7 separate regions of the Homo sapiens genome follow, and regions 2, 3, 4, 5, 6 and 7 are each linked to region 1. A link is an interaction called in ENCODE POLR2A ChIA-PET data of the cell type or tissue named here. Cell type or tissue: MCF 10A. All regions are shown on one strand. Region 1 has its middle 5.3 kb from the start of DUSP1. Region 2 overlaps ERGIC1 (endoplasmic reticulum-golgi intermediate compartment 1). Region 3 overlaps RPL26L1-AS1 (RPL26L1 antisense RNA 1). Region 4 overlaps ERGIC1 (endoplasmic reticulum-golgi intermediate compartment 1). Region 5 overlaps ERGIC1 (endoplasmic reticulum-golgi intermediate compartment 1). Region 6 has its middle 4.8 kb from the start of ERGIC1. Region 7 overlaps ERGIC1 (endoplasmic reticulum-golgi intermediate compartment 1).

The links. ChIA-PET counts read pairs that join two places held together with the same protein. Peaks named below come from ENCODE experiments on the same cell type or tissue, not always from the same donor. Only the 100,000 strongest peaks of a DNase experiment are listed, where the experiment ranks them.
Region 2: POLR2A ChIA-PET joins it to region 1 with 10 read pairs; 26 of 35 experiments call an interaction of 5 or more read pairs at or near these places.
Region 3: POLR2A ChIA-PET joins it to region 1 with 14 read pairs; 25 of 35 experiments call an interaction of 5 or more read pairs at or near these places.
Region 4: POLR2A ChIA-PET joins it to region 1 with 19 read pairs; 26 of 35 experiments call an interaction of 5 or more read pairs at or near these places.
Region 5: POLR2A ChIA-PET joins it to region 1 with 16 read pairs; 26 of 35 experiments call an interaction of 5 or more read pairs at or near these places.
Region 6: POLR2A ChIA-PET joins it to region 1 with 30 read pairs; 30 of 35 experiments call an interaction of 5 or more read pairs at or near these places.
Region 7: POLR2A ChIA-PET joins it to region 1 with 23 read pairs; 29 of 35 experiments call an interaction of 5 or more read pairs at or near these places.

What each region holds. Positions count from the first base shown.
Region 1 is chr5:172,763,924-172,767,923 of GRCh38, forward strand. No RefSeq gene overlaps it. Among named protein-coding and RNA genes, the nearest start is that of DUSP1, 5.3 kb to the right of the region's middle. RefSeq lists an enhancer at 1,491-1,710. In MCF 10A, no CTCF peak of the experiment used is centred here; DNase peaks (open chromatin) are centred at 1,598, 2,368, 2,858 and 3,738.
Region 2 is chr5:172,924,629-172,928,628 of GRCh38, forward strand. ERGIC1 (endoplasmic reticulum-golgi intermediate compartment 1) reads left to right here. Exons shown (of 10, transcript NM_001031711.3): 7 at 1,881-1,941. Among named protein-coding and RNA genes, the nearest start is that of MIR10523, 12 kb to the left of the region's middle. In MCF 10A, no CTCF peak of the experiment used is centred here; no DNase peak of the experiment used is centred here.
Region 3 is chr5:172,953,612-172,957,611 of GRCh38, forward strand. It overlaps RPL26L1-AS1 (RPL26L1 antisense RNA 1), which reads right to left. Exons shown (of 4, transcript NR_026682.1): 3 at 3,543-3,691; 4 at 1,171-2,417. It also overlaps a transcript of RPL26L1 not described here. Among named protein-coding and RNA genes, the nearest start is that of RPL26L1-AS1, 3.8 kb to the right of the region's middle. RefSeq lists an enhancer at 1,460-2,659. In MCF 10A, no CTCF peak of the experiment used is centred here; DNase peaks (open chromatin) are centred at 320 and 2,210.
Region 4 is chr5:172,885,609-172,889,608 of GRCh38, forward strand. It overlaps ERGIC1 (endoplasmic reticulum-golgi intermediate compartment 1), which reads left to right. Exons shown (of 10, transcript NM_001031711.3): 2 at 3,091-3,152. Among named protein-coding and RNA genes, the nearest start is that of MIR10523, 27 kb to the right of the region's middle. In MCF 10A, no CTCF peak of the experiment used is centred here; a DNase peak (open chromatin) is centred at 1,543.
Region 5 is chr5:172,918,855-172,922,854 of GRCh38, forward strand. All of the region lies in intron 5 of ERGIC1 (endoplasmic reticulum-golgi intermediate compartment 1), which reads left to right. Among named protein-coding and RNA genes, the nearest start is that of MIR10523, 5.8 kb to the left of the region's middle. RefSeq lists enhancers at 1-33, 1,362-2,006. In MCF 10A, no CTCF peak of the experiment used is centred here; DNase peaks (open chromatin) are centred at 937 and 1,697.
Region 6 is chr5:172,827,441-172,831,440 of GRCh38, forward strand. No RefSeq gene overlaps it. Among named protein-coding and RNA genes, the nearest start is that of ERGIC1, 4.8 kb to the right of the region's middle. In MCF 10A, no CTCF peak of the experiment used is centred here; DNase peaks (open chromatin) are centred at 1,591 and 3,721.
Region 7 is chr5:172,859,045-172,863,044 of GRCh38, forward strand. The region is part of intron 1 of ERGIC1 (endoplasmic reticulum-golgi intermediate compartment 1); the gene reads left to right. Among named protein-coding and RNA genes, the nearest start is that of ERGIC1, 27 kb to the left of the region's middle. RefSeq lists enhancers at 124-1,124, 3,972-4,000. In MCF 10A, no CTCF peak of the experiment used is centred here; a DNase peak (open chromatin) is centred at 1,927.

The sequences.
Region 1 (4,000 bases):
ATGAGGTTCACCGCAGGTTCTTCTTACACATGAGGGTACGAGGCCCCGAAAGGGGAAGCAGCTTGCCCCAGGTTAGTGGAGCAGGGCTAGATGGGCTTAGAACAGAGGCCACTGCTCCAAAGCTCTGATGGCCTAGAGTAAAGCGTTGTCTGATGCGCGCCCAGGGTGTCACTTTGGTGAGGCAGCCCACTTTTGTGGGCGCTCAAGCACGAGCGCCCCTCCGGAGCGCTCCAGAGCCACTCCGGAGGGGCGCTCATGCTTGAGGGACAGAATAGGGAGCAGCTGAGTCACAAGAGAATATTACTGGGCCGTATTACAGATTGGGAAAACAGAGGTTAAAGAGTTTGATAGCAGGCCGGGCGCCGTGGCTCATGCCTGTAATCCTAGTACTTTAGGAGGCCCAGGCGGGTGGATCACAAGGTCAGGAGATCGAGACCATCCTGGCCAACCTGGTGAAACCCTGTCTCTACTAAAAATACAAAAATTAGCTGGGCGTGGTGGTGCGTGCCTGTAATCCCAGCTACTCAGGAGGCTGAGTCAGGAGAATCGCTTGAACCAGGGAGTCGGAGGTTGCAGTGAGCTGAGATTGCGCCACTGCACTCCAGCCTAGCGGCAGAGCAAGCGTCCATCTCAAAAAAAAAAAAAAAAAAGAGTTTGATAGCTTACACACCACTAACAGGTGGCAGAGTCAGGACTTGAACGCAGGTCTAGCCAACTCCAATTCACACGCTGTATCCACTGGTCCACAAACATACCTCTCAAACATCAGGTCTTTGCTGCTCTCCTGGCCTTGGAGCCCTCTTTCCAGTTCACCTCTCAAATGGGCAACTGGGTTATATCATTCAGGTCTTAGTTTATCCTGCCTTCATAGCCTTCATCCTTATCTTATTTTGTGATTATCTTATTTCTATAACCCACCCATATATAGTGCCATGAGACGGCAAGTGACAAAGTAAAATTACTTTTGCTGTTTAGCGAAAATAGCAAAAGTAATTTTAGCTACTTATAAGTAGGAATTTTGTCTTGCACCAAAGTATCCCCTGAGACTATACTTATCAATATTTGTTGAACACATGAATGAATGAATGAATGAACGAATGAGTGAATGAATGCGTGGGCCTCCTGCCTAGCTTTAAAAGCCACATTCAAGGAAAAGGTGGCTATGAGCTTATCTTCCTTGGCAGAGCAGTTTTGTCCACTGTGGCGCTAGCAGAGAGCACACCCTTTGTTCTCCACGGGGTGGAAGACACCTCCTCGGTGGGCAGAGGGGAGCAGGGCTGCTGGTCTGCACCTACAGGCTGTTCTCAAACAGGCTCACCCCGCAGAGCTCTGGAAACGAGGTGAGCAGCCCTCCCACCTGCTCTCCAGAAAGCAACCTGCAGAGAAAAACAGCCCGGGTTGACCTGGATCCACCCGGCGGGCGCGGGGAGGGGCCGCAGCGGCATTGTTTGCCTCTGTGTATGGCAACCAGAAACCACGGCAGCCAGCACTTCTCAGAGGCACCCCGCCCCCCTTTATTTTAATCTCCTAAACTGATTTGTCAGCAGCAGGAAGTGACATGACAGCTTTCCTCACAAAAGGGAAACTCCTCCGCGTTACCATGGGGATGGAGGCCACTGTAGGATCACAGATTTATATAATCTTAAAGGTGTACACACAATGATGTCATCCTCTGACGGGCCAGGGGAGGGAGGGAAAGGGACGCCAGAGGCTGCAAGTCCAAAGCAAATTAGCTACGATTTGCAAAATTCCAAGGAGAGGATGCGGTGGAGGTGGGGGAGGGGGAGTGTTAGAGGTATTATAATGAAATAATGGGTGCCTGGAAACCACAGAAAAGCATAATGTATGCATTGATGCATTTTCTACATCCCAGAATTAGAGAGATGGGAAGAACAGTACTCAGATCCAGTGCAAATTGGTCATTTTACGGGGTGGGAAAACTGAGCCAGAAGAACTGCCAGAAGCCATTAGGACAGAGACAAGGGGATGGAAACATTTCTCCACGGCCCACTGTGTGCCAGGCACTTTACATTCATCAGCCCATGTCTTTCTCACAAGTGAGCCTCAGTTTTGTCCTCTGTAAAATGGGTATTGCTGTCAAAGGTTACTTAACCTTAGCAGTACCTGGCACACAGTGCTCACTCTAAAACTGGCAACCATCATTGCCACATTATCAGTATTAAAAGTCTTATTTCAATCTCTTCCTGGGAAACACATTAATAGACTTTAAGTATCTTTCATCACGAGGTATTAATTTTTTCCCAAGGAAAGCAGTCTGAGGCCAAATATGAGATTTTTCTGGAGGGTCTGAACACAGTGACTCCGGTACATGGGGATCAGGGGTCATCATTCCTGGCTCTCAGGGCTGGCATGAGGCAGAGTGGCTTGAGCCGGGAGAAGTGAGTGACTTGTTTTCACTGGCGGCTCCCTTAGGCAGCCGCTGTATTTTTCCACTGCGTGGATCACACTGGAGATTAATTTTGGTTCAGCCAGTGCCTGCCAAGCAGAAAGCGAAGGCCCTAGCCCACGGGGAAGTCAGCCATGGCATCTGTCACAGACTCGATGTCGCTGGTACATTTCCACGGAGAGAGATATTTACAATAGTAAATTTCTAGGCTTTGATAAAAACACTGGGTACGATTTGTTTTGATAGGCATGAACATACTTGTAATCGGAAACCCAGCTGAGGAAATGAGCTTGCCAGCCCAGGGTAAGTTCTTAGAACTTAGAACACAGGGATCTTTCAGACCCTGGGAGTCAAGTGGCAGACAGTGAGCCACAGGGGCAAAGTCAAGGACACTGATTCTGCGTAAAGACCTTGAACAACAGGACAGGACCAGAACCATAGCACAGGGTGCTCATGGATAAGGCGAATGGGATATTTCCTTTTCTGCTTCCCATAGCACTTTGTCCAGAAACAAAGAGTGGGGTGGGGCGCTAAGGGGCCAGTAATCCAAGAGCTTCGCTGTTTCTTAACGCAACATTATAGACTGGATTATGGATTGGTAGCAATTACATCTCTTCTGTTTTTTGCCTGCTTGGCAAAGGAGTACAAATTCAGAATATTATCCTAGAACAAGTCAGGTTTAATTGCTTATCTCAACAAAACTATGAAATCAGAGCAGCAGGTGACATGAAGGAGGCAACTACCAAAAATGCCATGTCTATATGCAGAAATGCCAGCGTGAATGTCCTCCACAATGTTAGCAATGGTCAGGTTGGGGATGGGCTGTTGCGGGTGATTTCTTTACATGGTATTTGCTTATAGTGCTTGGATTTTTTTTCTTTCTTTTTTTTTTTTTTTGCCAATGTATTTAAATTTTCACAAAAACAAAAGCCTTTTTAAAAGCAAAAAGATAGGTCAGGAGTTCGAGACCAGCCTGGCCAACATGGTGAAACCCCCATCTCTACTAAAAATACAAAAATTAGCCGGGCATGGTGACGCGCACCCGTAATCCCAGCTACTTAGGAAGCTGAGGCAGGAGAATGGCTTGAACCTGGCAGGCGGAGGTTGCAGTGAGCCGAGCTCACACCAGTACACTCCAGCCTGGGTGACAGAGTGAGACTCCGTCTAAAAAAAAAAAAAAAAAAAAGCCATGAGACGGGCAAGTGAAAGTCTGAAACAGATGTAGATTCCAATTCTCCTATTTCTGCCACTTAGCCATGCTGGGTCTCAGCATCTCATTTGCAAAAGGCCTTGCTGAGTTTCTCTAGGGGCAGGTAGCACACACCTGCCTTATGTCATGTGTTTGGAAAAACTTTTGTCTCCTCATAACTCCAGCACAGCTCAGAGATGGGAAGGCGACTTTTTATATTAACCTGAGGAGGGTATTAAATGAAGAAGGCAATCCAGACAAGTGGCTATTTCCTCCTAGCTTTGGCTCTGGGGACACCTTGGCATCCTGGGTGACATGGTAGGTTACAGAGCCGCTAAAATGGGCATGGGCAGACACACTGATCCAATACTAAGAGTTCAGCTGTAGCGTCCGGTGTTTCATGA
Region 2 (4,000 bases), 160 kb after region 1:
AAGGGCCCAGACCGAGGCAGGTGGAGGGGAGAGGAGCAGCGGTCTCGCATTGCCACGTGCAGGGGCAAAACAGAAGGACACAGAAACTACAGTCCCAAGTTTAGTCATTAGTGGGGTGGAAATCTGATTTTTTTAAAAAAATGTACAGAACTTAGCTTAGGGCCCATCCATCCATTCATTTTCTGTCCATCCATCTAGTCAACAAATATTTACAAAGTACCTACCGTGTCCAGGCCTTGCATACCTTGGTGAGGACAAACATGGTCCCTGCCCACCTGGAGCTTCCAGTCTAGGGGGGAAGACAGATGTTGATCAAATAATGGTACAGGCCAGGTGCGGTGGCTCACTCCTGTAATCCCAGCACTTTGGGAGGCTGAAGCGGGCGAACTGCTTGAGGTCAGAAGTTTGAGACCAGCCTTGCCAACATGGTGAAACTCTGTCTCTACTAAAAATACAAAAATTAGCCGGGCGTGGTGGCAGGCACCTGTGATCCCAGCTACTCAGGAGGCTGAGGCAGGAGAATCACTTGAACCTGGGAGGTGGAGATTGCAGTGAGCTGGTATCATGCCACTGCACTCCAGCCTGGGAGAAAGAGTAAGACTCCTCCCAAAAAAAGAAAAAATAAAAATAAAAATAAATGGTACAAATAAATGTGAGATAAAGCCATGTCACATGACAATGGAAGAGAACATTCTAGCCTTCTTGTCTCTGTAACCACCGTTCTCATGGGTTAGAAATGAAGCCTTCACACGGTCAGTCTCAAGACAGCAAATAGACAAACTTCCTTTTCCTTGTTGAGAAATTGCAGTTCCTTCCAGTTGTTGAGGAATTGCTTGTTGAGAACATGCAGGTGTGTTAAGTGCTCAGTAAACATCAGCCGCCTGAGACCAGGATCAGGGATTATGCCACCCCGCTGCTGCCCACTGCTCCTGGAGTGGCCACAGAATCATGTCCCCACGTACCTCTCCGATGTCTCCTCCTTCCTTCTATTCAAACACCTCACTCTCCTTCCTCCTGGGGGCCACGTGGGCCTGTCTCCATACTTAAGCCTTTGTACATGCTGCTTGCCAGTTTAACTTCCCACTTTCCTCCAGATCTTGGTGTCAATGTCATTTCCTCCAGGAAGGCCTCCAGGGTGTCTAGCTCGATAACCCCTGTTAACCATGCCCATGGTAGCATGCTCCATTTACCAGGTATGCCTTGTCCTTCTTTAGATGTTCCTTGAGGCCAACCTGGTTTCCCATTGTCCTCAGAGAAAAGGTGAGATGTGGTTTTCAGCCCTACTCTACAGCAGCCCACCCCACTGCCCGGAGGAGGGTTTTCTTCACATCTGCTATACGTTCTCTGCAGCAGACATGATGGGGGGCCCACAGCTCTGGGGCATCCCTGCCTGGACTCCTCTATGGGCCTTTCAGAGGACCCTGGGATCTCAGGAGAAACTTTCTGGGACCCAGAATCCATGTTCACTTGAATTTTCTGTGTGACTTCATGGAAAGAGTCCAGCTTAGTGTCAGACAGACCTGATTTCAGAGTTTAGCTTAGCCACTTACCAGCCGGGCAAGTTTTGGTGTCTTTCCAAGCCTTGATTTGCTCTTCTGTAAAATGGGCCCAATAATACATCATTAGGGGCATGAAATGAAATTATATGAAGGGGCCAGGATGGAGCAGCACATAGTAGGGGCTAGAGATGGGAAACAAGCTTGTGCCTACTATGTGCCAGGCCCCTGCTGCCTCTTGCTCCCCACAAATCCGCTGGAGCCCCCTTTTACACATTGGTAGGGTTCCTAGACCAGGTGGTACCTGGCCATCCCCCACAACCAGGGCCAGGCCTGGAGGTGGAGGTGTCCTGGGGACCATCCCCTCACTGCATTTTTCCACAGGTCCAGAACATCCACGGAGCTTTCAATGCTCTCGGGGGAGCAGACAGACTCACCTCCAACCGTATGTATCCCTGCTGGGAACAGCCTTCTGCTCCAAGATGCCCAGTACAGCAGGCAGGGAGGGGGAGGGCAGAGAGGTGGGGGTGCCTGTCCAGCACCCACTCCAAGGCAGGGAGGCTGCTGCTCACACTCCATTCCCACAGCTAACCAGTGGGAAGGTGGACCCAGCCCCGTCCAGACCCAGACCCTGATGGAGAAGGAAGAAGGCTTGTCCCGGGGCACAGCAGACGCACGCACGCAGTGGATACCAGCTATTACCATTATTGTTGCTCTCATCACAGCCACATCATCATCCTTAGTTGAACTAATTACCTAAGATCCCACAGGGAGCTATGGCAGAACCAGGATCTGTTCTGCCTCCAGGTCGCACCGTGAGAACAGGTCTGTGGGTGGCCCAGTCAGCTGTGACCACATGGCTGCCTCCCCCACACCTCACTCTCCTCCTGCTCAGACTCCTCCCATCGATAGTGGCTCCTCCTAGAGTCCTCGCCCTCCTTAGCTCCCTGGCACCTTGGCCCAGATCAAAGAGAACCGCACATCTCCACACGCAGACAGGAGAGCACGCATACCTTTCGTGCACACCAACACACATGAGCTCACATGGCCCCAGACACGTGCACAGAATGGGCCCGGGAGGCCTGTGTGCTCAAGCAGACCTGCAGACCCACTGCTGCACAGGGTACCTGGATTTTTCTTATTTCCTCACCTGAGCTCACCTTTTAACCCACATCTTTTCTTATTATTTCCTGAAATGCGTTTGCTCTCCCATTGTCAGGGATCCAAGGCAAAGAAAACATCCCTCTGTGACCTGCCCCCCCGACAAATCGAACCTCATTTTTCTGTGTCCCTGTGAGTCCTTGTCCATAAGCAGAACTCACTTTTCTTTTTTTCCAAGGCATGGATTGCAGTTTACCGTCTGCTTTTTGTACTTGACCTTATTACATAGCCACGATTTTCTTACTTTCCAGTTGTAATGGGAGCACAGTTGTCCATCTTGCAGCTCTGCTGTGCTTTTTTTTTTTTTTTTTTGAGACGGAGTCTTACTGTGTCACCCAGGCTGGAGTGCAGTGGCACAGTCTCGGCTCACTGCAACCTCAGCCTCCCGGGTTCAAGCAATTCTCCTGTCTCAGTCTCCCGAGCAGCTGGGATTACAGGTGCCTGCCACAATGCCCAGCTAATTTTCTGTATTTTTAGTTGAGACAGGGTTTCACCACGTTGGCCAGGCTGGTCTTGAACTCCTGACCTCAGGTGATCTGTCCCCACTCTGCTCTGCTTTTCTAAGTCATTGTCTTCTCACCGAAAGTGTCTGTCGTTTCCTGTGTTTCACTGTGGCAATAATGCCTCTGATATGTACAGGGTTGGCGCTCTGTTACCCGATTGCTTTCCAGCTGTGTCTGGTTCCCATTCATGCTGCCTCCAGCAACGGATAAGTATACGGCAGCACCTCCTTATTTGAGTGCAAATGTCTGGTTGTAATAGAGGTAGATGATTCTTGGTGTGGTGCCGTGGTCATTGTCGTTTTGTGTCATGGTAACATGTCATCCGACGTCGGCCGTCCACAAATGTCTGCAGCTACGATGGACCCTCAGCTGCTGGACAGGAAAGAGGATCAAGCTAAGAAGGCCCAGAGTGTGCAAGCAGAGAGAGGGTGTGGACAGAAAACCTTGCCTTCTCCAGGGCTAGTGGCGAAAGCTATCTCAGGCTGGCTCAAGTGGAGAGAAAAAAGCATGAGATCAAGCAATGGACAGCTGGGGAAGGGCTGGCTTTTATTTCCTCAGCTCCCAAGCTCAGTCCCTGGCACTGGGCCGTTGCCTTTGTAGGTCCCTCTGTGCCCAGGTCTTGCTATGGGGGTTGTTTCTTGGCATTAAGGTCTCAGTTCAAACGCCACCGTCTCCAAGAAGCCCTCACTGGTCACCCTATCTAAAGTAACCCTCACTCCTAAGGACAAACCTGTTTTTTCTTCCTAGCATAGACCACTCTCTGAAATCACCTTGTTCTCCCAGTCATCTGCTGCCCTTGGCTGTTGCGCCAGCTATAACATGGCACTCTGCCTTGCCCAC
Region 3 (4,000 bases), 190 kb after region 1:
GGCTGTTTCAGAAATAGAATCTATAACGTGCACAGAAATTATATTAGAATGAGATTGTCTATGTAGAAGAGTGTTTATTGCTGGTACACAGTAAGTTTTCACAAATGGTGATTGGACCATTATGAGCATTCCCAAATAGGATATAATCTTGAGAAAAGACTAACTTTAGAGCTTTGAGCTAAGGGCTCCATAAATGAAAGGTGATTCATAAATTCTTCTTGATTTCAAAGGACCTGGCACTCCTTTTTCAACCCTAAGCTCAGCAATGAGAGATCATCATCAGCTATGAGCAATGGACTTCCATGGATCTTTCCCATCTTGCTGCCAAGTCCTACAAGACTTTCATCAGAACAGCCCTAACACGGATAAACACACCAGGGATGAATGTGGGAGGGAATCAGTCTGTGAGAAATTCTTAACTCTCCCCATGCTCTCGCTCTTACATCCTGATACTTGAGTTATGTGTGTTCCCAAACGTGTTTATACCAGTTGTGCTTTTATACTGGTAGGATGTGATTTGGGGAACTATTAGTTAAACCAATGAGCTACAAGAAATGAACCTAGTAAAACTAAGTTGAATGCTTTAGAGAGACTTGATTAAGGTGAGTTGTTACCCCTCCCAACTCAAAATGCTGCTGAATGAGAAGTGAACAAGACAACTGTAAAAGATTTGGGAGGCCGGACGCGATGGTTCACGCCTATAATCCCAGCACCGGGAGGCTGAGGTGAGAGGATTGCTTGAGCCCAAGAGTTTGAGACCAGTCTGGGCAACATGATGAAACCCCGTCTCTATAGAAAAAATACAAAAATTAGTGGGCGTGGTGGCCTGTAGTCCCAGCCACCTGGGAGGCTGCGGTGGGGGCAGGGGCGGCGGGGGGGAAGTGGGGGGAGTGGTGGAGGCTGCAGTGAACCAAGATCTAGCCGCTGCACTCCAGCCTGGGTGACAGAGTGAAACTCTGTCTCAAAAAAGAGAGAAAGAGAGAGGGAGGGAGGGAGAGAGGAAGAGGGAAGGTGGGTGTGGAGAGGGAGAGAGACAGAGAACGGAACAACTGAAGATTTTTGGTTGGTTTATGTAAGGAAAATGGAGGGGAACACCGATACAGGTTTCTCTGTAAGGTAGAGCCTTAGCCCAGGGTCATTGTCGAATGTGTTTTACGTTGGCATACAACATTTAAGGGATGGATGCCATTTTTATTATTTCTCCTTTCAATGAACTTTTCCAATTGTCTAACCAGATGTGGATTACAGTGGTTTCATATAAGAGGATTTCTAAATCAGGATTACAGAGCAAAACCCTCCAGGGGTGCGTGACAGGTTGGGAGCTGTGGTGGGTCCAGGCAGAAATGGCTTCCCTGGGAAGTTGCGGAAGAGGCGTCTCTGGAGACGTGCTTCGTGAGGAGAGAAGCTGAAGTGTTGCAAACAACACTGGTTGGGGTGGGTGAAACCTGGGAAGAGGGGGTGAAACCTGGGAAGAAATGGGGTGTGGCACTAGAGTTCATAAATAGTAGCTGTGGTTAGTTTTTTTTTTTTTTTTTTTTTTTTGAGACGGAGTCATTGCCCAGGCTGGAGTGCAATGGCGCGATATCGGCTCACTGCAACATCTACCTCCCAGATTCAAGCAGTTCTCCTGTTTCAGCCTCCTGAGTAGCTGAGATTACAGGCGCCCACCACCATGCCCAGCTAATTTTTGTATTTTTAGGAGAAACAGGGTTTCACCATATTGGTCAGGCTGGTCTCGAACTCCTGACCTCAGGTGATCCACCTGCCTCAGCCTCCCAAAGTGCTGGGATTACAGGCGTGAGCCACTGCGCCCAGCCTGTGGTTAGTTTTTATTACTATATGTTACAAATAATTTTTAAATTCTTGCCGGAAACAATGTGGGAGGCCACTGGAGGTCTCAATCCCTTCTTAAGAAACTGGTCCTTTATTCCAGAAGGTTCATTAGCTGCTGCGGCAGTTAGATGCAGTGGTCCAGGAACGTGAGTGGGGATGTGTGTGGACAAGAATACTCACTGGAGACCCTTTTTTCTTGCCCTAGCAGTTGTTTCCTGTCAGTTATGGAGTGATGAGGTCACGCACTTCATTCTGGCCAGTCATTAATATGATTTGGCATTCTCTGCATGCCAGGCAAGAGTGACTGCTCTTCAGGCCAGATCTTCCTTCGAGATGGATGTTATCTCCTTTTTAGGAAGGAGGAAACAGAGAGACCTCGTAACTTGGCATGGCCACACAGTGAGTCACACAGTTAGTAAAGATGGAATTCATACCCAGGTCTGCCTGACTCTGGGATTACGAAGAATTACATGGTTCCACCTCAGTCCCAAGGTCATCTTTGCTGTGCCAAAAGGGAAAACTGGAAATAGGGGTGGTCAGAGCAGGAGGTGCTTTTTTTGGTTTTGTTTTTCCTTTAAAACAACCTGCAGAGAAAATCTAAATTAAACATTCGCAGGGACAGCGTTCTTACAATTTTTTAAATCTTCAAAATGTAATTTTAATTACACAAATAACACAGGCTCATAAGCCCACTGGAGGAAAATTATCAAATACTAAAAAAAGTAAAAGGGGAAAAACGAAAGTCACCCGTAATCCCACTAATCAGAGATGATCATTTAATGATAACATTTTAGTGATGCCTTTTGATAAGCAAAATGGGATCATACTGTTCATATTATTGTATAGCTTAGCCCTCACTTAACAGACATCTTCCTAGATTAATAAATACGGATCGCATTATTATCTTTATGGGCTGCAAGATAAATAATAACCATATTGAGCATCTAATGGTAGATTATGTCCATCCTTTGTTCCCATCTCACTCAGAGCCTCAGTTTTCTCACCTGTAAAAGGGACAATTCATACTGTTATTTAACGGACTGAAATGAGGTAATGCTTGTAAACCTGTTAGCACAATGCCTGACAGTAAATGCTCAGCCCATTAAGAAGAGCCATTATTATCCATCTAATAAATAAATAAATTCCAACATTTATTAAGTTCTTCCTCTGTGCCAGGTATTGTGCTAAGGGTTCATTTAATCCTGACACCAGGCCGGGTGTGGTGGCTCACATCTGTAATCCCAGCACTTTGGGAGGCTGAGGCAGGTGGATTGCTTGAGGTCATGAGTTCAAGACCAGCCTAACCAACATGGTGAAACCCTGTCTCTACTAAAAATACAAAAATTAGCCAGGCGTGGTGGCATACGCCTGTAGTCCCAGCTACTCAGGAGGCTGAGGCAGGAGAATCACTTGAACCCGGGAGGTGGAGGTTGCAGTGAGCCAAAACTGCACCACTGCACTCCAGCCTGGGCGACAGAGCGAGACTCTATCTCGAAAAAAAAAAAAAATCCTGACACCAAACCAATGAGGTAAGTACTATCATTATTCCCATTTTTCAGATGGGAATAAACTGAGTGACCAAGAGGCTGAATATCTTCTCCAAAGCCAAAGAACCAGGCAGTGGCAGAGATCCAAACCCAAGCGATTTGGGTGCCAGGGCTCAAGCACTTCCCCATGCAGCCACTGCCTCGAGAAATAAAAAGACTCACCAGACACTTCCTCTGTGCTAGGTGCTTTGAGTTCCTGCGCATGTTTCCAGGGGTGGGCATGAGACAAGACAGCCAGTCTCACTACATTGTTAGAATGACAGCCTCCAGCTCTTGTCATCCAGGATATCATTGTGCCTGTTTTAATTTTACTGAACCACACAGCATGTTAAAAACAAAACAAAACAAAGCAAAAAGCCTTCCCTGCTCTGCTTGATCATGGATACTCCTTGATGATCTTGGGTTCTCAAGATCTGTCTTTACATGGCTTTCCTTCACCAGTGAGGCTCTGAACTTCTTGGGAGCACTCCTCCCCAGATCTCTTTAATCAAGACCTGTACCTGGCTCCATGTAGGTACCAAATAAATTGATGAGCAAATGAATGAATGTATGAGTAAATAAGTGGGTGAATGACAATAAATGGATATGTGATAGAGAAATGAGTGAATAAACAGAACCAG
Region 4 (4,000 bases), 120 kb after region 1:
CAGAGAAGCTGAGGCCCAGCAAGGGCCAGGGATTTTCTGAAGGTCTAACACGAAGTTGGGGTGGAGTGAGGACGAGACCCCTCCCGCTGCAGCCCTTTCCTGCTGCTCATTTCTCCAGTCTTAGGAGAACCCACATGCCCTCCCCACTGGCCCAGGCTGGCCTTCCTATGACACGAGGCGGACCACATCCTCTTCCAGCTCCGCAAGGCCTCTCCGCTCAAATGGTCACCGCCTAGGCCCCAGGCCTCATGTCATCTGCAGACGCGTCTCATTTGTCCTGTAGAGTGTTGGCCCAGCATTTGAGAATGGTGAACTTCCATGTAAAATTCCACATTTTTGGCTTCTCTTGGACACTCAGAAGGTCTGGCCTCCTGAGCCCGCATCTCTACCTGGCAGGTGTCAGCTGGGGCTCGGTGATGGCCGCCTGCTGGTTTGTTTTCTCTCCATTCCCTCTCCCCACCCCTACCTCCCAAATTTGCTGACCTCTCACAGTCTCCCACAGTAGACCGCCCGCCGGCCCCCATCGACACTTGGTGTGAGACTCCCTAGCCACAGCCTGGCCCTCAGGACCCTCTCCTCCAGCCCCGCCCCAGTTTTCCGTCCTCCTCTCCCTGCACATCGGGCTGTACCCTGTGCCGGAGAGAGGACAGCGCCCAGCTTCCCAGATTCGGTCCTACTCTGTCTTTGCTTCTGCTCCTCTCCTTGCCTGGGCTGCTCTTTCCCTCCACCCATCCATCTTCTCCCCCTCCTGCTCTGTGCACACATCACCCCCTGTAGGAAGCTTCACCGAGGACCCCAGGCCAAGTCAGGTACCCCCTCCTGAGTTAATCCAGCACCTCGTGATGAGGATGCCACTACCTTCTCCTTCCCTTTCTTTGCCTCTACCGCTAAACTACAAACTCACTGGGCCAAGGGTTGATTTTTATCTCCTTGCCTAAGGGCCTAAAAGAGGGGGTGTGTTAGTAGGCACTGCGTAAATGTTTGTCAAACAAGCGTTAATAATAATAGTAACCACAAATATCCACGTGGCATTTCTGGGGTGCCAGGCTCTGCCTAAGTACTTTATATGTGCTCAGTCATTTGAGCCTCACCACCATGCTGTGAGATAGTTACTGTTGTTGCCCCCACTTTATAGACAAAGAAACTGAGGCACAGAGAGGTTAAGTGACGGTCCCAGGGTGGTACAGTAGTGGTCATAGTTGAGCCCAGGCATCTGATTCCACAGCACATGCTCTTACCTCTCACACACCTCTCAGTGTTAAAGCGGCCCCCACTTTCTGACTAAGGGATATGAGTAAATATGGACAGGTGAGTTGCAGAGACCCCCAACCTCCCGACCACACCCCAGCCCCAGCTTCTAGTACCCTCAGGGGCACAAGCACAGGTGACTGGGAGCTAAGCAGGCGGCAGAGAAAGTGGTACCTTTGAACTTGGCAGCCCGCAGGAATTTTTCTCCCCTGAGGTCTTAGGAAACTGAGCATGTTTCACGTGTAATTAGGGTGAGCACACTGATTCAAGCATCGGCCCTTACGCAAGGTTTCCAAGGCATTGCGTCGGGTTTAGCTGGGCATACTCTTGTTTCCCAATCACCAAAGAGGAACCGCACACCAGCCTGTCACCCCCAAGGGCTGGAGCCGCCGGCCTCTCCAGCAAGTCAAGTTCTGTCTGAGAGCTGGGATGCCGTGTGGACTAAGGAGGGTTCTGTCGATCAAACTCTGCTGTGGGAGAACTGTCTGCTACGCAGGTTCAAGTGAAGGAAACGAAGCCAAGTGTGTGGGGAGCCTCCCCTGCGAGCTCTCTGCGTCACATCCTTTACAGACACTTCTTTCCCTCACTCCTTTCCGTGGCCTCACAGGGTCTAGTACTAATGGTCCCATTTTTACAAAGGAGGAAACAGGCTCCGAGAGGTGAAGTCGTTTGCTGAAGGTCACATGGTGAACGAGAGGACCAGCCGAGATTTGAACCAGGGTAGTCTGATTCCAGGGTCTTAACTCTTAAATAGCTGAAGCAGAGCCAGAATTAAACCTGTGTCTGTCTGATTTCCAAAACCCTGAATTCTCCCACTACACCACACGATTTCCCTGTGCTCTGGTGGGATCCATAGGAAAGAAAGACATCTGTCTGCTTCTGTGAGGGAAAGAAATCACACAAGACAGGAACCAGAGCCATCACCAGCTGATGCTAAGACCGTGGGCTCCTGGCAGGACTTTCTGTTAACCTCATGCCTTAGCATTCTTAAGAAGAGTCTCCATGAGGCAGACAGCAGGAGCTGGGGGGTGCAGCCGGAGTGGAAACAGGAGGAGGCAGGAAAGGGAAGAGGGGGAGGAGAGGTGACGTGGAGCAAGAATGCAGCATCGTCACATAACTCGAGCAGGGCTGTGCGTTTCCTTGCTTCCTCTAGCGTCAGAGTCACCCCCGATTCAGGGGTTCCATACATTCCATAATTATCCAGTGCCTACTCTGCACCAGGCCCATGCTAGGGTTTGGGAACGTGGCAGGGAACAAAACCTAACTAGGCCCCTGCTCTCGCAGAAGTTACACTCTGATGGAAGACCCACCGATGAGTGGGAGGGTCATCTGGTGGTTCACGCCTGTAATCCCAGCACTTTGGGAGGCCAAGGTGGGCAGATCGGTTGAGCTTAGGAGTTCGAGACCAGCCTGGGCAACATGGCAAAACCCCGTCTCTACCAAAAATACAAAAATTAGCCAGGCATGGTGGCACATGCCCGTAGTCCCAGCTACTTGGGAGGCTGAGACACGAGACTCACTTGAACCTGGGAGGCAGAGGTTGCAGTGAGCCAAGATTGCACAACTGCACTCCAGCCTGGGTGACAGAGCGAGACCCTGTTTAAAAAAAAAAAAGAAATGTTATGAAGAAGAGATGACAAGGGGATGTGATCTAAGGGTGTTGTGGGGAGCAGGGGTTCCATCAGAGAAGCATCTTGGAGAAAGTGTCCTGAAAGAGCAGAAAAACTGTGGGAAGAACCATGGTTTGTTGAACCATGTGTCACACAAGCCAGCACCACTGCCTGCTGCCTTGAGACCCACCCTTTGTGCCCACCTCACTCCTGTTCCATTTGCTCTCCACAGGTTTGACATCTACAGGAAGGTGCCCAAGGACCTTACGCAGCCAACGTACACCGGGGCCATTAGTGAGTAGCCAACCTCTGGCCATGCCCTCTGCCCCATCTCCACTGCCTGTGCCTGCTCTCTCTGTGCAGATCATCTGGGCCAGGGAGGAAAGAAGGAAAGACAGGAGGGAGGAAAGAAATGCTGAGCATCTTGCGGGGGCCCTTCAAGCATTTCCTCACTTACTCTCTATCCTCACTGTAACCCCTCAAGGCACAGGCACCATCTGGAAGGACATGAAAGAAATTGTCAAGAGTAGCTGCCAGGCTGGGCGCGGTGGCTCACGCCTGTAATCCCAACACTTTGGGAGGCCAAGGCGGGTGGATCAATTGACATCAGGAGTTCGAGACCAGGCTGACCAACATGCTGAAACCCCGTCTCTATTAAAAATACAAAATTAGCCAGGCATGGTGGTACATGCCTGTAGTCCCATCTACTCGGGAGGCTGAGGCAGGAGAATCGCTTGAAACAGGGAGGTGGAGGTTGCAGTGAGCCGAGATCACACCATTGCACTTCAGCCTGGGCAACAAGAGCGAGACTCCATCTAAAAAAAAACAGTAGCTGCCCCTGGGAGAGGAATTGGGCCCAGGGGTAGGAAGGAGATTTACTTTTCTCTTTATACCTTAAAAATGATTTGAGTTTTCCACCAAAGCATGTTTTTATCCATTAAAAAAAAAAATCACAATCTCATCCAGACTTTGGGTTCTAAAGACCATTCTTCAATAAAAGGAACCATGGCTCCTTGGAGAAATGGCTGATTTCAGGGCTAGGCAGGGTAAAGATAGAGGAGCCTGGAGTGCCTGGTGTCAGCAGGACCTAGGAGCCAACTTGAAAGTCAGCCTGCAGCAGTTTGAGTAATAAAATAAATAAT
Region 5 (4,000 bases), 150 kb after region 1:
ACTCACCCACAGGCCTCAGCTGATGTGGGTCCCTCAGGGGAAGTCCTCCCTCCCCTTCCCTGCCCACCCACATTCACTCCCCACCACGCCCCTCATCACGCTGCGGCTGCTGCCTGTGCCTCCTCCTTGACTTGGCCTCTCCCTTTGACCACTCCACTCAGGCTTTCGTGCTATTGAGCATCCACCTCACGCCTGGCTCTGTGCTTGGCGCTGGGCTGCAATGGGAGAGAAACAGCCATGCTCCCCGCCGTTGGTGGCCCATGTTCTATAACGGGGGGACAGCCAGTGCTCAGGTAAACAGGAAATATGTGATTTTGATAAAGCAGCCGTGAAGAGAATGACGGGGTGCTGTGGTGGAGAATGAAGGAGGAGACCCCTGAGGTTACAAAGGAAGCCCTGTCTGAAGACTGAAGATGAAGATGCACAGATGAACAGACGTACACGCACACCTCCTCACTGTGGGCCCCCCGCCCCCGGGGAGATGCAACCACCTGGGCTGAAAAAATATATGTACCCCAGATGGTGACCAAGAAGGGATCGTGCTTATTCAAGCACCTGGAGTGACAACCCACGAGACAGCCCTGCCACCAAGCCCTCCCACCTCTTGGCAAACACGCCCAAGACTGCAGTCTGCTCCCCTTAGAATGGGCTGTGCTGGAGCCCCCAGCCAGCTCTGGGTGAACTTGTCCTTTGGGGTCAGACAGACCTGTGGTCAAGGATCCCGGCTACCATGGTCACTGGTTGAATGACTCTGGGCAGTTTAGCTTCTCTGAGCCTCAGGTTCCTCATCTGTAGAATGGGGATAATAATACCTCACAGGCTGTGAAACATGAACAAACTCTGCAGTAGAGACTGGACAAGCATCCTGGCCTGCCTCATCTCCCGTCAGTGCAAAGTTTCCATGACCTCATCAGCTGGCACCCACCTTACAAGTGCGCCTGTGGAAGGCACATGGAGGGCGTCCAAGAAATGGGCCTTCTCTGGTCAGGGGAGTGCCAGGGAGTCTTTGAAAGGCTCACACCAGCCTTTCTTAGACCCGCGTTATGGCTGCCACGTACTAGGTTCTTACCCAGCCCTTTCCACATATTAGCTCCTTTAGTCCTCACAGTAGCCTGGAGGAAACTGAGGCACAGGAGGTTAAGTGACCTGGTCAAGGTCACGCAGCCAGGATTTTAACACAGGCAGCCTAGCACCAGGGCCCTGGCCCTCTGAGCTCACTGCCTGTGGCTGCTTCTCCCAACATCTTGGTTACACATGTCATGACCAGCTGTGTCTGTGTGCCCCAGGTCACAGCCTAGGGCACCCTCTGCCCCATACTCCTGGAGGGAGTAGAGACCGTCCCCCACCCCAGCCCAGCCACTTTCCCTTTGAGGAACCGCCCATCAAGAGGTGCTCAAAGAAGCCACCAGGGTCCATGTGCTGTGATGGCAAGGTCAGCAGCCAGCCCCCGCACCTCTCTCCCAGCATCAGGCTGAGACTTGTCCCATGGCCTCCTTATCCGACCCCCAGGAAGTTGACCAGCAGCCAGATGTCAGAGTTTGCGTGTTTTGAGCAGCAGCGGCAGCCTCACCAGAGACCCCACGGTGACCTCGTTTCATCAGCCAGCCCCGCAGGAGGAGGACAGGATGGGGTGAGGGGTATGGGGCCTGGCTCCAGCTATATGTTTTTAAAATCCATCAGAGACACTGACGTAGGTTCCTAAGTCACAGGCTCTAAAAGCGTTGCTGTTTCTTTCTTCAGCCCAGCATGTGCTGGCATGAGTCAGCCACCTGTGATGGATTTGGTGTGGAGGGGGAGTGGGTTCCTGAGTCACAGCCTCGCACGGCCCGGCAGGGGTGGCAGGTGCTGAGGGGACAGCCTTCTTGACTCACTTCACTCCCGGAGCACGCGGCCCAGGCCCCAATCCCAGTTCTGAACTCTGCCATGGCCCGATCTGCGGAAGGCCCTGTGTCACTGCGTAGAAAACCTCTGGGAGGACACACGCCTTATGGCTGTGGGTTTCTTACTCCCAGGGGTGGTCAGCAACAGGGTCTTTAGTCTGACTGTGTCTCATGACTGTTTTATCATGAAAATGTACCCAGGCATTATTTTTATCGGTGAAAATGAGGCATAAATGTTAAAACCCACAGTGGGCTTTTCCTCACGCCCTGCCTGTGAGTGTTCCCTCTTCCGGGAGGGCCCTTCTTGGTTGGCTCCGATGACAAACATGTTCACCCTACAAACCCGATCTGAGGCCAGCTGCGGGCTGCTTTGTATGCATCACCTCAATGAATCCTCCCAGTAATCTTCTGGCTTTACGCCCATTTCGCTGATGGAGAAACTGAGGCATGGAGTGGTTACTGACCTCGCCTAAGGCTCCCCAGCTAGGAAGTGGGGCTGGGCTTGGGGCCAAGTGTAGAACTCAGAGCAACCGCTCTACTATGGGTTATTGGGTCCCTGAAGCAGGCGATGCTGTCCCTCGAGGGAGATCTTGCCACGCCTTTGTTTCTGCTCCACTCCTGACCCAGCAAGTGTCCCTTCTCCACTGTAGCCTGCAGCTCGCTCCACTGCGAGTTTGCTGAGGCCGAGGCTACAGGCTGTCAGCTTGATGCCTCCCCTGTCAGCCACAAGCTCGGGCCCTGCTGAAGTAGGAATATTCCTGCAGGAAGTCCCCAACTTTGTGTTTGAAACAGACATGCTTACAAAATCAGACTTTGATGGGCTGCTGCACGATAAGCTATATTCCCTCCTCGGACACAGCTCGCACAGTCTTCTTCATTGGGCTGGAATAAGGTAACCCCCGAGTTTTTCAGTGTGGCATCTGGGGACCTTTGATAAACAGCCCCAACTCCTCCCTTGTGCCTCTTTGTTTCCTGCTGCTGCCAGCACCGCCACCTCCGTCTCATTTGGAGTTCAATAATACCAGACTCTTAGTTCCTTAGACAGCCCACATGCTGGGAAGTTTCTGTCCTCTGCACCTGTTCATGCTGTTCCCTCTGCCCAGATGCCTTTCGCTCTCTTCCTGAGTAATGCAGACTCATCTTCAGAGCCTTAACACAGGATGTCCTTCCCCCTGGGAAGCCCTCCCTGAATACAGCCTGCACCCTCAATTGAGCCGGGGGCCTTCCCTGTAACCCCCATGGTCTGCAAATTCCTCTGGGCCAGGGTGGATCCCACAGAGTCTCATTGTCTGTTCCAAGTCTGTGTCACAGGGGCTTGGCCAAGGCCAGATTCTTGTCTGCTCATCTCCCCAGTTCCGGCATCTCCTGAAGGACTGGCGCCATGTGGCCATCAGCCCAGGCTGCGGAGGTAGATGGCATCCAGGCATCAGAGGAGGGAGCAGTGCGTCCAACAGACGTGAGCTGAGACTGCAGCTCTCGACATGTGACCTTAGCAAGTTTCTTCACTGCTCTGAGCCTCCATTTTCTTTTCTGTAAAATGGGAATTATCAGATGACAAAGTCAAAGGATTCAGTGTTGTTTGTTTAGTCATTCATTCATTCAAAAAGTGTCTATTGAGCACCTGCTATGTGTCGGAGTCTGGGGAGCACAGCAGGGCGTGGACATGCTAATGGGAGGAGGCAGACGAGAACAGGATGGGTATGAGATGGCAGGTGATCCCAGAGGCTGTAGCAGGTAAGGGGATGGGGAATGGGGGCCAGGGTGCTCTTTTGCACAGGTGGACGTGGAGGGCCTCTCTGTTGGGCCCTGAGGGTCCGAGGGAGGGCCATGTGGAAGAGGGTCCCAGGAAGGGGTGCAGGCACAAAGGCCTAAAATGGGGCCACACTGGATGCTGTTCCCGGCACGGCAGGAGACCAGACAGGAAGCAGCAGAGGACACAGCAGCAGGAGGCCAAGCGGTGGGGACACGATGCTTGGCCAGCGGCCAGATGTGGCCTGTGGGCCACCACGAGGACATGGACCTGGACTCTGAGAGAATAGAAGCCGTGGAGGGTTCTGGGCAGAGGAGTGATGAGATCTGATGTAGGGTTTAAAAAGATCTTAACAGTCATTATTGGGAAA
Region 6 (4,000 bases), 64 kb after region 1:
GCCAACATGGTGAAACCCCCGTCTCTACTAAAAAAAAAAGAAAAAGGCAAAGAGAGGCCTGAGCTGACATGCTCATGCCCTCTTACCATGCTATGCCCTCCACCATGTTATGAGACAGGAGAAAGGTCCTCACCAGAGGCAGCCCCTCAGCCTTGCCCTTCCCACAGCCCCCAGAACTGTAAGAAATATATTTATTTTCCTTATAAATTCCCCAGTCTGTGGTATTCTGTATAGCAACAGAAAATGGACTAAGACCTTGTGTATTGTTTTAAAGTTTTAAATTTTGGGTAACGTGTTTTGCAGCAATAGATAACTAATGTACCCAGCCTGCTTCTCTCCCCTTGACTAACTTCTTCATCAGGTCTCAGCTCAGACTCTTCCTCCTCCCAGAAGCTTTCCTGACTCTGTCCAAGACACCTGATGGTTTAGCCTCCCAATACCTCCTTCTCTGGCTGCACTGCCCAGACTCTTCTTTAGGGAACCACTCTTCTTCCATCTGAGTCTGTGTGTGTAGGATGAGGGTGACTCCACCCCAGGTTTGAGGGCCTGGCTGCCAGCCTAGGCCTGGCCAATCAGCACTCTCCAAACCCCTGGAGCCACTGTTTAGGCTGTGACCTAAGCCAGACCCTTGGGGGTCAGCCCAGGAGCCTTTCAGGAGGTACGGGGGAAGTGGTAATCTTTATCTCCTGGCATTGCTGAGTGGGAAAATATCAGCCTGGAGCTACAGGCACACATTTTGCCAGCACAAGGGGAAGCCTGCCTCAAGACGAGGCCAGAGGAAAACAAAGAAGAACCTGGGGATGGGAAGAGACAGATTCCTGATGCAATTGTTGAAGTGCCTGTATCCAACTGTGCCTGAAATCCAAATCTACCTCTGGACTTTTGGACTTTAATTTTTCTTTTTTCTTTCTTTCTCCCTCCCTCCCTTTCTTCCTTCCTTCCCTCCTTCCTTCCTTTTTTCTTTTTTTTTTTTGAGTGCCATAGACAGTGTGTGTTGCTTTTAGATGATTTCTGTCACTTTCAGCTGAAAGAGTTCAGACCAATTCATCCCCACGGGTGGAATCAGGGACTCCCTCTAGACTCCCAGATCCTCTGGTACCACCCTTGTCACTGCACTTATCACAAAAAACTGCACCAGAGATACGTGACCCTTTCCCTGTCCCTGATTTTTTTGTGATGGTATCACACTTTTGCTTACCTCCTCCCTTCTTTTTTGAAATTTGAGGTATGTCAGGTTCATTTCTACATCCAGAGTATCTGCCTAAAAGAGGTATTCAGTGAATAATGGTATAATGAACAAATACAAGAAAGGATGAATGAATGAACACATGAGTGTCTTCTAGTTGGTCAAGAGACTTTAATAGAGTGAGAAAGGAGAGTTGTTTCTCCAGAGACCTACCTGCTATGAGATCTAAGTTACACTAAAGTCCTCTCTGAGCTGACAAAGGATTATTATTTTTAAATCTCTCTTCACCCAGACCACAGATGAACCGGCCGCACCCATGGGACACAAACCCATCTCCCATTACAGAAAAACAAATCTGACCCAGCCATTCTCTGCTTAAAACAACTTTTGGTGATGTTTTGGACGGGAGTGGGTGGAAGGGAGTGAACATTTGGATTCAGAGAACATTCGGTGTTATAGAACATTCATTTGTTTATTGACTGACTCATTAGACAAGCAATGAATTAGCACCTACTATGTGTGGGCACTATACATGTTACTCCATCCTCACAGCAAGCTCTGTCTTAGGCCAATGTATTTGTTATCTGCTACTGCATAACCAATTACCCTAAACCTAGGGGCTAAAGCAACAAACATTTGTTATCACACAGGAATCCAGGTGCAACTCAGCTGGCTGCCTGTGGCTCAGAGTCTCTCACGAGGTTGCAGTCAAGCTGGGGGCCAGGGCCGTGGTCATGTCAAGCCTCCACTGGAGCAGAAGGATCCATTTCCAAATTCATTCACAGGGTTGTTGTCAGGCCTTAGCTCAACCTTGTCCAATGTGTGGTCTGCAGGCTGCCTGTGGCCCCGGATGGCTTTGAATGCATCCCAGGACAGCTTTGAATCCAGCCCAACACAAATTCTTGAACTTTCTTAAAACATTATGAGATTTTTTGTGATTTGTTTTCCTCATCAGCTATTGTTTGTGTTACTGTTTTTTTGTTTGTTTGTTTTTTGAGATGGAGTTTTGCTCTTGTTGCCCAGGCTGGAGTGCAATGGCGCAATCTCAGCTCACTGCAACCTCCGCCTCCTGGGTTCAAGCCATTCTCCTGCCTCAGCCTCCCAAGTAGCTGGGATTACAGACACCCACCACTACACCCGGCTAATTTTTTGTATTTTTAGTAGAGACGGGGTTTCACCATGTTGGTCAGGCTGGTCTTGAAGTCCTGACCTCAGGTGCTCGGCCATGGCCTCCCAAAGTGCTGGGATTACAGGCGTGAGCCACCGCACCCAGCCCGTGTTACTGTATTTTATGTGTGGCCCAAGACAATTTTTCTATTTTTTTTTTTTTTTTTGAGACGGGGTCTCCCTCTGTCACCCAGGCTGGAGTGCAGTGGCTCCATCTCTGCTCACTGCAACCTCTGCTTCTCAGGTTCAAGCAATTCTCCTGCCTCAGCCTCCTGAGTAGCTGGGATTACAGGCATGCGCCACCATGCCTAGCTAATTGTTTTTGTTTTTAGTAGAGACGGGGTTTCAGCATGTTGGTCAGGCTGGTCTCAAACTCCTGACCTCGTGATCCACCTGCCTCTGCCTCCCAAAGTGCTGGGATTACAGGCGTAAGCCACCACGCCCGGCCCCTAAGACAGTTTTTCTTCTTCCAGCGTGGCCCAGGGAAGCTAAAAGATTGGACACCCCTGCCTTAGAAGAATCACTTGCAAACTCACCCACAGGGGCTTTTCCTTAGGGCACAGAAGCCACACACAGAAGCCAGCTTATCCAGGGTGACTGATCCAAGAGATAGCAAGAGAGTGTCCAAGACAGAAGTCACCATCTCTTGATAACCTAATCTCAGAAGCAACATGCTCATCACTTCTGCCATATTTTGTGCATTAGAAATGAGTCCATAAGTCCAGCCTACACTTGAAGGGAGGAAATTACACAAGGGTATGAATACCAAGAGGTGGGTTAATTGGGACAATTTCAGAGGCTACCTGCCACAGGTAAGGTATTATTATCCTTCATTTCATACCTAGACACCCAGCTAGTTAAGCAACTGGTCCAGGTCACCCAGCAGAGAGTGATCTGAGTCCAAAGTGGTTTTCTATTTCCCCAGGCTGGCGGGGGGTGAGATGGAGGAAGGCAGGGAGAAGTTACTGGTAGGAAAAAAAAATAATGAGGATGGAGTCTCTGTTATTTATCTACTGCTGTGTAACTAATTACCCACAACTTAATGGCTTAAAGCAAACATTTATTATCTTATAGTTTCTATGGATCAGGAATTCGGGAGCAGCTGAGCTGGGTGTTTCTCAGGGTCTCTCAAGAACCTGTGGTTAAGCTGTGGGCTGGGGATGCAGCTTTGAAGCCCTGACCGGGGCTGAGCCGCTACTTCCAAGAGAGCCCACTCACATGGCTGTTGGTGGGAGGCCTCATTCCTCACCGACCAGGCCCCTTTATAATCGTGCTTGAGCCTCTTTAGGACAGGCAGTTGGCTTCCCTCAGAACGAGTGATTCAAGAGTGGCTAAGCAGAGCCTCAGTCTTTTGTGACGTAGCCACAGGAGTCATAACTGTCGTTTCTGCAATATCCTGTTGATTACACAGGATAGGTCAGCCCTATTCATTGTGGGAGGTGATTCTAGAAGGGCATGGGAATACCAGGAGATCAGGGTCACTGGAGGCTGGCTACCTACCACAGGCTTCCACAAGATTGATAATCCGAAAACTTAACTTGTATTGTTGTTCCCTGCTCAAAGAGACCCAGAGCCTTCCCACGTACTGCAGACACAATCTGATTTTCTTAGCTCCATCTCCCACTGGCTCTTGAGTGGATGGACCAT
Region 7 (4,000 bases), 95 kb after region 1:
CTGGGTCGTCATCGGCGCCCTTACCGGGGAGGGCTCTGCTCCCCTAAATGCCCCTGTGCACCTGCCCCAGCCCCTTCCCTCCTCCTGGTGCTTGGGTCATGTCGTTCCCTGTGCATGCCAGTCCCCTTACGTGCACATTTTTCCTCTATGATTTTTCCTGTTTTGATGAGACACTGCTCTTGGCCGTGCTGGTTCCCAAGAGGGGACCAGGCCCCGGCCTGGCCAGCTGGTCATTCAGGAACTTTGCTTCTAGGCCCAGCCCCACACCCAGCCACATTCCACTAGGGCCAGAACCTTTGAGCTCCGTGTGAATGGGGCATGTCCCACCCACCCCCAACTCCCATGGCCGCCTCCTTATCACCCTTCCCAGCTGACGGAAAAGGCCATATTCCATCCTGGAATTAGCTTTCCCCCATTTCTGTTTGCTTCCAGACTGAAGGGTGGGAAAAAAAAATGTCCTGAAGGTCACAGTGCCGTCCCAAGCCTTTGAAGTGTGGCTGCTCTCATTGGCTCCACTTAGCAGGATGAAACTGGGGCTCAGAGAGCTGCCGCAGGTGCCTGGTGCTGCTGGTCACTTCTTTGCCACCTCTGAGGGAATCACCTTAAAGGGGCCCCTGGAGCCCTCCGTAGCCCTCACACCTCATGTGCTGGGCCTGGGCTGGATTGCAGCCCTTGCTGCTATCCTCCGCAGGTGCCCTTGGACAGGGGACAGCCTGCCCAGCTGTACACAGTGGCCTTGGCAAGACCACAGCATGGCCCATAGGTGGTGGCTTCAGGATTTGGAAGCCCGGTTTCTCTAACTCCAAACTCCACAGTCAGTACTTTGGGGTTCTGGATTGTTTGTCGGCTGGGTTAGCTCTGTTCTATTTTTCCAACTGTTTCTTGCCTTTAAGCTGTGCTTTGCCTACAGGCCTTTTCTTAATTATTCAGCTCTGCCAGAGGTGCTTCTGTAGAAAGTACTTGTCCTGAGTAATTTCAAGCTTTTAATCTTACCTTTGAAGAAATATTTAACCATCCCATGCTCCTATATGTTTGTTCATTTCTTATTCATTCTTTCACCGAACAGCATTGATTCAGTGCCAGGGAGGGGCAGGGACAGAGGTGAACAAGACATGTCTCCAGCCTCAGGTAGCTCAGGTGTGTGAGGCAGTGCGCTCAAGTGGGCTCATCAGTTCCCTGACGGGGAACTAGCAGAGGAGGGCAGGAGGGCGTGGAGAGGTATGGCAACCTTGAAGGACTTTGGTGATGGTGATGATCATAGCCAGCCCTGAATAGGGTTCTCTTTATGCCTGCACCATTCTGCCCCCTCACATCTGTTAACATGCTTCATCCCCACAACCAGTCATTAGGAACAACTTACACATTGGGAAGCCAAGGCACAGAGAAGTTATTTAACCTGCCCAGCGTTGCCTGAGCCAGGGCAGAGCTGGGGTTTGAACCCAGGCCTCCTGGCTCCTGCATCTGCCCCCCTCACCACTGCACCTCACTGCATGCACGGGAGCTCTTTGGATGCAGGGATGGGAGCGGTGTGTGCAAGCCTCAGAGCTGTGACCGTGAAAGAAACAGACTTCTCTGAGGCTTTGCTGCAGAATCTGGGCCAGCAGGTGTCTGGGAGGAAGCCACCCTTGGGCTGGGGCCAAGCATGGGTCCTGGGGTCAGGACAAGGAGAGGGACTGGTGCTTGAGTCCTTTTGGAGCTGCAGATCCATGGTGGGGCTTCTGAATGATCTTGTGTGAGGAAGGAGTCCAGGGTGTTAGCCACGCCTGTGTTTCTTTGTGAGCACAAAAACATATTCCATAGCCAGAGTTCCACAGTGTTTGGAGCTCTGCCTGAGAACCTAGGCTGGGACTGTGTGGGGAGGAAGGGCCGGCGAGAGCGGATGTAGGCTGAGCCAGCCTCGGCTGGAGACCGGCCCTGGCACTGACTGCCTGGGGTCACTCTGGGTGAAACTCATCCACCCTCCTGGGCACTCTGCGCTCTGCTTCAAATCCACCGCCGAAAACAAGCTGAGTCCTGCCCCAGCCTGCAGGGCCTGTGGGATGTGTCCTCCATCCGCCTCGCTGACCTCGTCCCATGCCACCTGCCCCTCCCTGCGTGCCAGCCGCAGTGGCCACCGCTGCTGCTGACACAGGCCAGCCACACACCCACCTCAGAGTCTTGGCCAAGCACTGGCCATTCCCTCTGCTCAGAATGCTCTTCCCAGGCACTTGGCGTAGTGGCTCCCTCCCTTCCCTCGGGTCTCTGCCCTGACCTCACCCAGCCTGCAGTGCCCTCTGTCCGGCTCTGTCAGACCCACGTGTTCTCTTTCATAGCTCCTCCCACCCTCTGGAACAGTCCCATCTCCCTTTGGCTTGTTTATTATCTGTCCCCTCCATGGGAACCTCGGTTCCTCAGAGGCGCAGGCTTTGCCTGTCTTGTTCATGCCTGTTGCCCCAGTGCCATCAATGGAGCCTGGCACTTGTGGATGCTGACTACTCGTTGGCTGAATGAATGAACCTCAGTTGCCTTATTTGTAAAATGGGAAGCATCACACTGATCTACTAACGTTGCTGTAAAGACGAAAGGCATGTTATTTGGGTCAAGACACCCAGCACTGTGCCTGACACATAGTAGGTACTTAGGAAGTGGTAAATAATGCGTGTGTCAGCCCAAGTGTGAATTACTGGCCTTGTTTAGACAAAGTGTACACGGCATAGCTCTATTTTTTGACATTGCCAGGATAGCCTGGTGCTCCCCAGCTCTAAAACTCAGGGTGATTGGTGGGGCAGAATAAGGTAAGGGCAGAAAAGAAAAGAGGAGGAAGTGAAAAGGAAGAAGCCCTTTGCAGTGTGGACTACTTTTCAGTAGAAACGTAGAAAGACATAGTTTACCTCAAGGCCTCGCTTTGTCCACTGGAAAGTTTAGAAATTCCTGCCAAGAACTTTTATTTATTTATTTATTTTTTAATTTTATTATTATTATTTTTAGATGAAGTTTTGCTCTTGTCACCCAGGCTAGAGTGCAATGGCATGATCTCGGCTCGCTGCAACCTCCGCCTCCCGGGTTCAAGCGATTCTCCTGCCTCAGCCTCCCGAGTAGCTGGGATTACAGGTGCATGCCACTGCACCTGCTCATTTTTATATTTTTAGTAGAGACAGGGTTTCACCATGTTGGCCAGGCTGGTGACCTCCTGACCTCAAATGATCTGCCCACCGCAGCCTTCCAAAGTGCTGGATTACAGGCGTGAGCCACCTTGCCTGGGCAACTGAGTGAGACTACATCTCAAAAAAAAAAAAAAAAAAAAAAAAAGATGGCACAAGATAAGGGGGGAGATAAGGAAGTGCAGTAGAGGAAAATGTAGGTGGAGACTTCCTTACACCATCGAGACCACACAAATGGGCATGTGTTTATAGAAAGGCCCAGTGGTGAGGATGGCAATGGTGGTGAGCACTCCCGAGCACAAAGGTGGATGCCCTTCAGCTGTAAGATCCCTTTTCCTTGAAGAATTCTCCACAGCAAGCTGGCTGGCCAGCCTTGACTTTTCTCTTCCTGAAGGGAGCCTGGTTCTCTACTGACTCAGCAGGGAATGTGTCCTTTAGTGCTACTTATTGATGTCAGGATATGAAAAACTTCCCCAACCTCAAATTTGGGACGTCCTTACCAGTGTTTCTCAAATTTCAATCACTCTAGGGCTACTGTCACAGTTTGTGCCACACCTACATCTACTCCTACTGTTATATGCTTTGTATTTTATTTAAATGGACTCACTTTTTAAAAAGCTTGCATAGATGAGTTTTAAAAGGCAAACAATTTACCTTCTCTCTAAAATGGAAGACCAGGATCACCTGCCATGAGTCCAAGGTACCTGTGAAAGTCAAAGCAGTGAGATGAAAGTTCTAGCACAGAGCTATTGCTGGTAGACAGTTCTGTGCCTGAAGCCGAGCCTTCTATTTATTTATACGCACATATATACATACATACGAACTCTCCCTCTGTCACCCAGGCTGGAGTGCAGTGGTGC